Linked DNA regions of Homo sapiens: region 1 is linked to region 2. Evidence: chromatin loops called from intact Hi-C (ENCODE). Cell type or tissue: testis. All regions are shown on one strand. Each heading gives the region's core, and the rest is flanking DNA. Links, peaks and the distances in the headings are about the cores only. Region 1 has its middle 3.4 kb from the start of IL21R-AS1. Region 2 has its middle 3.4 kb from the start of LINC02129.

Region 1 (5,333 bases), core at 1-5,000, 280 kb before region 2:
CTGTGCCTCCCAGATGATGGAGAGTGTGGGCATGTGTTGGGAGATGGGACATAGGGATGGTGGGGACAGCTCTCAGATGGTGAAATGGGGCTTCTGTGAACACCAGTCCACATCCCCATTCTGCCCAAGGATAATCTGTTGCTTCTTCCCCTCCCTCCTACCCATCATGAAGCCCCTCATCTGCCCACCCATCTGTCCATCCATCCATCTGCACATCCATCCACCCAACTATCCACCTACCCATCCATCCATCCATCCATCCATCCATCCATTCGCCCATCCATCCACCCACCATCCATTCATCTGTGCATTCATCTACACATCCATCCACTCATCTGTCCATCCATCCATCCATCCACCCACCTACCCATCCACCCATTCATTTGTCCATCTGTCCATTCATCCACCTACCCATCCATTCATTCATCTGTCCATCCATCCATCTACCCATCCATCCATCCATCCTTCCAAGACAGCTCTCTGCCCCTCCAAGCTCTGCACAGAAATCTCCAGAAGCCACAGCATTGACCAGTAGTTGTGAGCTGAGATGCCTTCAGGGGCCAGGCAGGTAACAAATGAGAGGAAAGGGGCCTTGGGTTAAATACTAGGGAGTGATAGCAACTGTGGAAAACTAAAATGTGTATGCCCAGGCTGTGAAGGAATGCAAATTTGAAAGAAACATTAAGCACTAACTACCAAACAAAACCTACGAAGGGGCAAAAATGGGTCTCTGGCCCTTTTGCAGCTGCCAGAACAGTGCTAGGTGGTGGCTCCTGGTCTCCTGCAGAGAGGCCAGGGAATGCACAGCCCAGATGGGCACCTGCACGAGGCCCGGACACCTTGGCTTTGTGTCCCCAGCTTCCATATACCCCCCAGTCTTGCCCTCCTCACTCTTAATTCTTTTTTCTTTTTCTTAGATAAGCAAATACATGAATGCATTGTCTGTTAAATACAACATTTCAAATCTGGCTAAAGCCTGTGGGCCCCTCTCCTTCAGGGCCCCTCCCACTTTCCCTCTTCCCATTTCCATCCATATCTGTCTGTGCACGCCCTGGGAAGCCCGGGCCTGTAACATAAAACACGCCCTCAGCACGGCTCACTCACCGACCCCCTGGCACATCTGCATCAGCATGCCTATTATGGGAGTGTTTTGAGGAAGTAGCCAAAGCTTTAGTGGAAAACCACCCAGGAAAGCTTCACCAGAGAGTCCTTCTCCACTACAGCAATGCCCCTGCTCACTCCTCATCAAACAAGGGCAATTTTGCAAGCGTTTCCATGACAAATTATTAGGCACTCACCTTATAGTCCTGATATGGCTCCTTCTGACTTCTTTTTGTTTCCTAAAAAAGAAAAAAAAAACTTTAAAGGGCACTTTTCTTCAGTTAATAATGTAAAAAGATGGCATTGCCATGGTAAAATTCCCAGGACCCTCAGTTTTTCAGGGAGGGGCTGAATGGCTGGTCTCATCGCCCACCAAAGTGTCTTGACCTTGATGGAACTTATGTTGAGAAAGACAGTTTGTTTCTTATTTTTAATCTTTGAATTCATTTTCCATGAACTTTTTTTTTTTCTTTTTCTTTTTCTTTTCTTTTTTTTTTTTTTGAGACAGGGTTTCGCTCTTGTTGCCCAGGCTGGAGTGCAATTGCGTGATCTGGACTCACTGCAACCTCCGTCTCCCGAGTTCCAGCGATTCTCCTGCCTCAGATTCCGAGTAGCTGGGATTACAGGCATGCGCAACGACGCCCGGCTAATTTTGTATTTTTAGTAGAGACGGGGTTTCTCCATGTTGGTGGTGTGAGCCACCGCGCCCGGCCTCCACAAACGTTTTGAAGTCGCGAATGTGTGTATCTGTGCACATACATGCTGTGTATGTATGTATTTGTGTGTGGGCATGTGTGTGTGTGAGTGTGCATGTATGTGCCTGCGTGGAGTCTCCCTCCTTACCTCCAATGCCCAACGCAGGTCCATCCACCCAAAGGGTAGAAGTCAGCCTTTGTTGAATTAAGCAAACCCCTGCCAGTTCACCCTGTCCTCATCGCCCGTATTCTCTACCGCAGAGGGCTGCTGTGGTGATTGTCCAGGGTCCCCTTTATAAGCGCCAGGCAGATGCACTTCTGTGGCCCTTTCCCCCTGGACAGCAGAGCGAGCGGGCACTGCCTTCAGCCGACACCTGCATATTGCAGTGCTTACCAGCAGGTGGCAGCAGCCACCCAAGCGTCTCTGTTTCCCATTACTTCGCCTTGGTTTCCAAATGTCAGGTGCTCTTGGTCCATACAGGCTCCAGGGTGAGGCCAGTAAGAACTGACTGGGGCAGGGCATGACTTATCCATAAAATGGATGATATCCTAGCAACAAGATTTCCTGAGCATCTGCCAGATGCCAGACACTGTTCTGGGCACATTACACACATTAACTTCTGGCCCCACAATAGCCCTAAGACGTCTGCCTGATCAGTATACTCATTTCATAGATGAGGAAGCTGAGGTGCAGGAGGTAAAATCATGTCCACAGGGCTGGAGGCTGGAAAGCGGATCTGCTGGTATTCCCAGTCTGCCAGCCTCAGGGACCTCCCCATCACACCGCCTTCCAGGGATGGGATTTGTTTTGGGGTGGGGGGGGAGCCAGCATTGTGCTGGGAGACTCCCTAAAGAGTAGGATGAAAGGGTTTCTTATCTGGGGTCATCAATTTTTTTTTTTTCTTTGAGACAGAGTCTCACTCTGTCGCCCAGGCTGGAGTGTAGTGGTGCGATCTCGGCTCACTGCAACCTCCGGCTCCTGGATTCAAGTGATTCTCCTGCCTCAGCCTCCAGAGTAGCTGGGATTACAGGCGCCCACCACCACACCTAGCTAATTTTTGTATTTTTAGTAGAGACGGGGTTTTGCCACGTTGGCCAGGCAGGTCTCGAACTCCTGCCCTCAGGTGATCCACCCACCTCGGCCTCCCAAAGTGCTGGGATTACAGGCATGAGCCACCACGCCTGGCCTGGGGCCATCGATTTTTGAAAGAACCTTCACATTTGTCACCCTTAGACACAGGGGGAAGACCTATGATTGCCCCATGGTCTGAGCAATGAAGGAAGGGCTCTTGCTCTCATTACAGACTCCCCAGGAGGCGGCCTGTTTTCATCTCCACACCTCATTCTGTGCCCTTTCTAGGTCTGGGGCAGATGGTTGCCTCCTCTCTCCATACTGCTTTGCCAGTCACTGCTCTACCATTGATTGATTCATTCATTCATTCACTTATTCAATATTTTTTAGCACCTGCTCTATACCAGGCACTATTCTAGGCTCTGAGACCCAGCGGAGAATTAGATCCCTGCTGTAGTGGCGATAGACAGTAAATATGATGGATAAATAACACAAATGTATGAGAAGGTATAATAAGTGTGATGGAAAAAACAAAACCAGGCAGTGGGGTGTTGCACTTTGAATAAAGGACCCAACCCAGAGTGGAGAAGGTGACGTCCGAGCAGACTTGACTCCATCCTCTCATCTTACACGAATGCGTGGGTGTTTCCTGATGGCAGACAAGTCCTCTCCTTGTTCTTTCCTGTCGAGAGTTTAAAGGAAGCGCCTGCTTTCTTTCCTGTCGAGAGTTTAAAGGAAGCGCCTGCTTCCTTTACTGTCAGTGGAATGGGCTCCTGGGAGGGGCAGTGCACGTGCTCACTGCTCCATCTTCCACCGGAAGTCCCCTTCTTGGGTTCCACCGGTGCCCTGGGACTGGGTGGGCTGTGCAGGGTTGTGCCATACCATGGGGCCAGCAGCCGGGCTCAGGCAAACAACATCCCCAGATAGGAGGGAGGAAGGGGCTTTCACCTCCAGCGGGGGGACCAAAAGGAGCTCAGGAATGGGGCAGAGCATGATGGACTCCAGGCAAATCACTGCCTTTTTCTGGGCCTTCACTTCCCTCTGTCTCCTTCCCTTGTTAGAGCATCTGGGACCCCCAGACAGCATCCCAGGCTGAGATCTCGCAGGAACTGTTGATGGTTGGAGAGCTGGGGTTATGTGTTCGTTGAATCCCAGCAGAAAGCAGTGCAAGCTTCAAGGCATCTGGAGGGAAGCATTTATGAACTCTCTGGGAAGGAGATTGGGAAGGGCTGGGGCCACAGCCCTCTTCTCCTCTGACCTGGAGCCTAGCTCAAGGTGATGATAGAAAGACAACGCACCTCTGGCCGGGCGTGGTGGCTCACGCCTGCAATCCCAGCACTTTGGGAGGCTGAGGCGGGCAGATCACTTCAGGTCAGGAGTACGAGACCAGCCTTGCCAACATGGTGAAACCCCGTCTCTACTAAAAATACAAAAATTAGCCAAGTGTGGTGGCACGTGCCTATAATCCCAGCTACTCAGGAGGCTGAAGCAGGAGAATTGCTTGAACCTGGGAGGCGGAGGTTTCAATGAGCAGAGATCACGCTATTGTACTCCAGCCTGGGTGACAGTGTCAGACTCTGTCTAAAAACCAAACAACAAAAACAAAAAACAAACAAAAACACTAAGACAACTGACATCTAATAAGGGCTTGCTCCACCCTCTGTTTTCATTCCTGGAGCAAGCCAAGAGGCTGATTCCTAACCTCCACTTTATAAAAGAGAAAACTGAGGCGCAGCGACAGCAAATGACTTGCCCTTGGAGCCTGGTCTTCTGGGCCCTTTGAATGGGGTGATATGGTTTGGCTCTTTGTCCCCTCCAAATCCCATGTTGAACTGTGATTCTCAACGTTGGAGGTGAGACCTGCGGGGAGGTGATTCATGGGGGCAGACCCTCCTGAACAGCTTAGCACTATCCCCTTGGTGATGAGTGGGTTCTCGCTCAGTCACTTCATGGGAGATCTGGTGGGTTTGTTTGTTTGTTTTTGTTTTGTTTTGTTTTGTTTGAGACAGAGTATGGCTCTGTTGCCCAGGCTGGAGTACAGTGGTGTGATCTCGGCTCTCTGCAACCTCTGCCTCCTGGGTTCAAGCAGTTGTCCTGTCTCAGCCTCCCAAGCAGCTGGGACTACAGGCACAAGCCACCAAGCCCAGCTGATTTTTGTATTTTTTTTTTTTAGCAGAGATGGGGTTTCACCATATTGCTCAGGCTGGTCTCGATCTCCTGACCTCAGGTGATCCACCCACCTCGGCCTCCCAAAGTGCTGGGATTACAGGCGTCAGCCACCGTGCCCAGCCAATCTGGTTGTTTAAAAGAGTCTGGGACCTCCCACTTTGCTCTCTTCCTCCTACTCTTGCCAGGTGACACGCAGGCTCCCCCTTAGCCTTCTGCTGTGATTGGAAGCTTCCTGAGGCCTCACCCAGAATAAATGCTGGTGCCATGCTTCCTGCACAACCTGCAGAACTGAGAGC
Region 2 (5,374 bases), core at 302-5,301:
CATAAATCTCAGCAGGTTACCTAACCTTTCTGAACCTCAGTTTCTCCATCTGAAAAATAGGCTCATGCTATTCGTTTCCCCAGATTGTTGTGATGTCTGCTATTTTTATCAGATGCTCAGAGTGAATAAAGAACAAATGAATGAATTTTGGAACTAATTGTGTATTAGAGTAGAAACCCCACAGTAACAGATTATTCCAAAATTTCAGTGGCCTGACATATTACATTTATTTCTCCCTCCCATCACATCCTGATGTGGATGGAAAGGAGGCTCTGCTCCATGCAGTCATTCAGGGATCTGCACTTTTTCCATCTGAGGGTTTAACCCCTGCAGAAGTCTCCAAGTCCTCTTCCTTCAGCCCATGATTGAGGTAAGACAATGGCAGATCTCATGTGGGAGGTTATTATGCGACAGACCAGGCAATGGTGACTTCTGTTCCCATTCCATTTGTCTCTCAGTACATTGCTGACCACAAGCAAGGCTGGGAGCTGTGTGCCTAGGACAGCAAGGAGGACAAGCAGGACTTCATTCTGGATTTAGGTTTCTAGAAACCATAAGGTGGGCAAAAACTTTGCCACCTGCTTCTGAGACTCACAAAAAAGATAACAAATGAGTCTGATTTGATGTCATAAACAGGTTGAAGAGGCAAAGGAAGGCTGAACAAGGGAGAAAGTGAGAAGCAGGTAGGGGACAGAGAGGGAAACTTGCCTGTCTTCTATGGCCTGGGGTCCTGGCCATCGGAGCCACACAGTGTGTCTGTACTTCTTCTCTCTCTCTGTCCTTGTCCATTTTCTCTTTTGGAATCTATTGTTAGTGAGCTCTGCCATTGTTTTTTCTGATTTCATTAAAATGCCACCAAGACACATGCTCTGCAGTATGCCACTTCAGTCTTAAGTGGGGCATTTTTGCTAGATGGATTGATTTTTTTAAATGACAGCATCTGTTTGCTTATACACATTTATTTATAATTCTTCCCCTGACAATCAGAGCAGGGGAATCGGTGAGCAGTAACCAGCTGTTGGGATTAGTGGGGAAGGGAGGCGGTGATTTGATCTGTGAAGGAGTACCAAAGCCCCGGCCAAAAGCAGTAAAAATGGAGCAGATGCCCCCAAATACACTAGCTCGGGGAGGGACGAGTAAATCACATGCGCTGCCAGCTGCAGCCCCACAGAGACACCAGATGAGCTGGGTGAGCTGGAGAAGCTCCTGAGAGTCAGGGGCTGTGTCTGGCCCTCCCTGGGACTTGAGGGGCTTGGTAGATGGGATGGAGGGCAGTGGAGTAGCGGAGAGTAGTGGACCTTGGTGAGCTGGACCCTCTGATGAGTCCCCATGTCGCTCAGGATGAAATCCAGAGAGCTCACCATGGTCTACAAGGCAATACCAATGTGGCCTCTGTTATTCCTCCACCCTCTATCCCTGCTCTCTGCTGCCTCTCCAGGTGTGCACCAGCAGCTCCACCTCCAGCTGCTTCTGGAACATGCCAGGTGCTCCCCCTCCTTGGGGTCCCTCAGGCTCTTCTCTCCTCATCCATCTTCCATTTCCATGGGGCTCACTCTTCAAATCCATGCTCAAATGTCACTTCTTAGAACTATTTCTTATAACCTCCCTCTCCAACCCACTGCCCTCTGGTCTCAATCTGTTTGTGCTGCTGTAACAAAATACCCCTGGCTGGGCAATTTATAAAGAATAGAAGTTTATTTTTCATGGTTCTGGAGGCTGGGAAGTCCAAGATCAAGGCGCTGGCAGATTCAGTGCCTGGTGAAGGCTCACTCTGATTCTAGACGGTGCCTTCTTACTATGTTCTTACATGGTGGAAGGGGACAAAAGGGGACGAATGCTCTGTCCTCACATAGCAAGAGAGGTGGGAGAGCCAGGCAGCTGTCTGAAGCCTCTTTTATGAGGGTATTACGGTAGCCCCCGCCTTATCCTAGGGGGATACTTTCCAAGACCCCCAGTGGATACCTAAAACCACGGATAGCACTGAAGCCTATATATACTACATTTTTTCCTATACATACATACTTGTGATGAAGTTTAATTTATAAATTAGGCACAGTAAAAGATTAACAACAATAACTAATAATAAGATAGAACAATTATAACACTATAGTGTAATAAAAATCCGATGAATATTTATTTCTGGAATTTTCCATTTAATATTTTGGGATGGTGGTTGACCACAGGGAGCTGAAACCGTGGATGGGGGCATTCACTACTGTAATCCCGTGCAAGAGGGTGGGACCCTCCTGATGTAATCCCCTCCTCCAGACCCTACCTTCTAATGCCATTACCTTGGGGGTTAGGTGTCAACATAGGAAGTTTGGGGGAACACATACATTCAAACCCTAGCACCTCCTCTCTTGTTTTCTTTTTCTCCCTAACAGAACCCTTCTAACAAAACACATAGATATTTTAAATGTTTGTTTTCTGTCTGTTCCATAGGAGCTTCATGATGGCAGGGGCCTTGTCTGTCTCGTTTGCCCCTGAACTGTACTTGCTGCATAGTAGATGCTCAGTAAATGTTTGCTGAATCAATGCAGAATTTTTCATTTGAGGGAACAAGTTGTCCCTTTTGACTCTCCCTATATGCAGCTCGGGGGTCACAGAAAGCCCAGGTCACTGAAGGGTTGCTCTCTGGGGCCATCAACCCTGTATTCCTGATCTCTGTAGCTCCCCAGGATCCAGCCCAATGCCTCATACGTAGTAGGCATTCAATAAATATTTGCTGAATAAAGAGATGAGTGAATGACACAAGTTGACACTCTACAATATTCAAGGCAAGAAACAAGGACTCGTCGCTGAATCCTTTTTTTCCATGCCCTCCATCAGCGGGTCCAACCAGCAGCATTTCCAAAATACGCCTTACAACTGAGCACTAGGCTCCAGTTCCTGCTTTAGTGTCAGGGTCTGAACCAACGCCACCTCCCGCCCAGACAACTCCCACAGCTCCTAACTGGGTCCCAGCTGCCGCTCTCGCGCCCCCTACAGTATACTCTCCACACTGCAGCCAGCATGATCTCATAAAACTATGAAATAATCAGTTCATGCCCTTTGCAGGCTCACCACCCTCCAAATGGCATTACATCAAAACCCAAACCCCCTACCATGACTGGCTGCTCCCTGCCTCACCTGCCGTCCCTCTCCCGTCTCGTGCTGGGCCTCCTTGCTCCCTTTGAAAATGCCTTGGGATCTTTGCACTTTCTGTTCCTGGAAGAGAGTCTGGGGTCCCAGGTGAGCTCTCAGAGCAGCAGAGAGCGTCTGCTTGGGAAGGAAGCAGAGGAACGGGCCTTCTCCCGGGTTGGTTGCATGGCTGGCTCCTTTATCCTTCAGGTTTCGGCTCAAATGTCACTTCCCAACCATCCCATCTAACCCAGTTCTCCCTCCATCTTCCCATCTCCACAGAGAGCCCCAGGACTCGGAGGAATGGCCTCAATCCTATCTGTGGTCCCGTGACCTAACTTCCCTGTGCTCTGTCCCCCTCCCTCCCCTCCTCCTATCTGCTTTTGTGCACAAAGCATCATAATGCTTTGATATATTATTTTATCTTTTTCGGTTGTTTTTCTTTCCTCTTGTTCTTCCTTTTCCTTCTCATCAAAACAGGCAGCTGTTGCCTCAGGGGAGGGATATAGCAGAAGGGGAACAAGAAATAGCTCATACATCTTTCTGGCTTTTCTTCTCTTTTAGGAGAATTTAGAGAGTCCTCAGAAGAACTAAGGGGTTGGAGGGGATTTGAGGTACCACCAAGGGTTTTGGAGCCACAGTGGGGAGAACAGAACTCCTCTCCCAGTTGCAGAGAGACTTCCTGTGGCTGGGGGAGAGAGAAGAGAGAGAGGGAGTAGTGGGATCCTGGGCTGTGGGTCTTGGGGTTGTGCTTCCTGGCACCTCCCTGGGGAGGAAGCAGGACCCTGGAGAAGAGGCTGCCTCCAAGCCCGGAAACCCTAACTCATCCCCACTTGAGCTGAATCCTGCTCACAGCCGTTTGGTTTGGCCCATGTAGTGTTTTAATTTTTTCTGATGGATTTCCAAAATTTAAAAGACTGAGGCTGGGTGTGGTGGCTCACACCTGTAATCCCAGCACTTTGGGAGGCTGAGGTGGGAGGATTGCTTGAGGCCAGGTGTTTGAGGCTAGCCTGGACAGCATAGCAAGACCCCCATCTCTACGAAAATAAAAAATTAGCCAGGCGTGGTGGCACTCATCTGTAGTCCCAGCTACTTAGGAGGCTGAGGCGGGAGAATCACTTGAGCCCAGTGAGCTATGATCATGCCACTGCACTCCAGCCTGGGCAACAGAGAAAGACCCTGTCTCAGAAAACCAAAACAACAACAACAACAACATCGAAAATAAAAGATAGATTATTTCAAATTTCTCTTGAAAGTTCAGATTTAGATTTGCAGCTTGTCTGGATAAAGAGATCTGGTAGCGCTAGGCCTGTGTTTCCAGAGGCACGCCTGTGAGCCTGGCACAAACATGATACGTCCCCACAGTCCCCACCTCTTGCTGCTGGGTCACAGCCAGTCCACTTTGTTTGTTTTTGAGATGGAGTCTCGCTCTGTCACCCAGGCTGGAGTGCAGTGGCGCGATCTCAGCTCACTGCAGTCTCCACCTCCCGGGTTCATTCTCCTGCCTCGGCCTCCTGAGTAGCTGGGACTACAGCCGCGCGCCACCGTGCCTGGCTAATTTTTGTAGTAGAGACGGGGTTTCACCATGTTAGCCATGCGAGTCTTGAACTCCTGGCCTCAGGTGATCCGCCCGCCTCGGCCTTCCAAAGTGCTGAGATTACAGGCGTCAGCCACCGCACCTGGCCAGCCAGTCCACTTTGTCTCCTTGATGAACCTGGTCCCTTTGGGCATATGAGTCTGTGGCTCTGGATGATGGTGCTCAAGGCAGCTTCAGTGAAGAGCCTGGGGCCCCAAGCGAGCTCTGAGAGCAGCCGAGGCTTCTAATTTGGAAGGGGTCATGTGGACCGGAAGGATGAAGAGCTGAATGGTCACCCAAGTGGATGGAGGACCTAGACGCCTCTCAGCACTGTGTGAAACCCAAGAACCAACACCCAACCCCAGAAAGGCATGGAAAAGTCAAGAAGGACTGAAGTTTACTTTTATGCCAGCGCAGCAACGTGGAGGATATGAGTCGGAGATTCAGTGAGTCACCGAACATTTTTAAGAAGTGATGTATTTCTGAGCAACTCAAATTTGTGGATGAGATGCAAAGATGCTGCCATATTTTACTTACTCTTCAGGGTCCAGCTTATCCCCTCCAAAGACGAAAGACAATTTTTAGGAGGGCTTCTCACGTGCACAGGACAAGCACAGTGGTAAGCCCTTCATGTCAGCCCTTTATATTCTCAAACTCGAGTGTGCATCAGCGTTATCT

The links. A loop is a pair of places that touch in the nucleus more often than their neighbours do. Peaks named below come from ENCODE experiments on the same cell type or tissue, not always from the same donor. Only the 100,000 strongest peaks of a DNase experiment are listed, where the experiment ranks them.
Region 1: it touches region 2 in a loop (3-fold over the local background); 83 of 110 quality-filtered maps call a loop at or near these places.

What each region holds. Positions count from the first base shown.
Region 1 is chr16:27,454,162-27,459,494 of GRCh38, reverse strand. No RefSeq gene overlaps it. Among named protein-coding and RNA genes, the nearest start is that of IL21R-AS1, 3.4 kb to the right of the region's middle. RefSeq lists an enhancer at 2,394-2,443. In testis, for the core only: CTCF peaks have their summits at 1,985 and 2,190 (motif pointing right); a DNase peak (open chromatin) is centred at 2,194.
Region 2 is chr16:27,177,276-27,182,649 of GRCh38, reverse strand. No RefSeq gene overlaps it. Among named protein-coding and RNA genes, the nearest start is that of LINC02129, 3.4 kb to the right of the region's middle. In testis, for the core only: a CTCF peak has its summit at 2,998 (motif pointing left); a DNase peak (open chromatin) is centred at 2,949.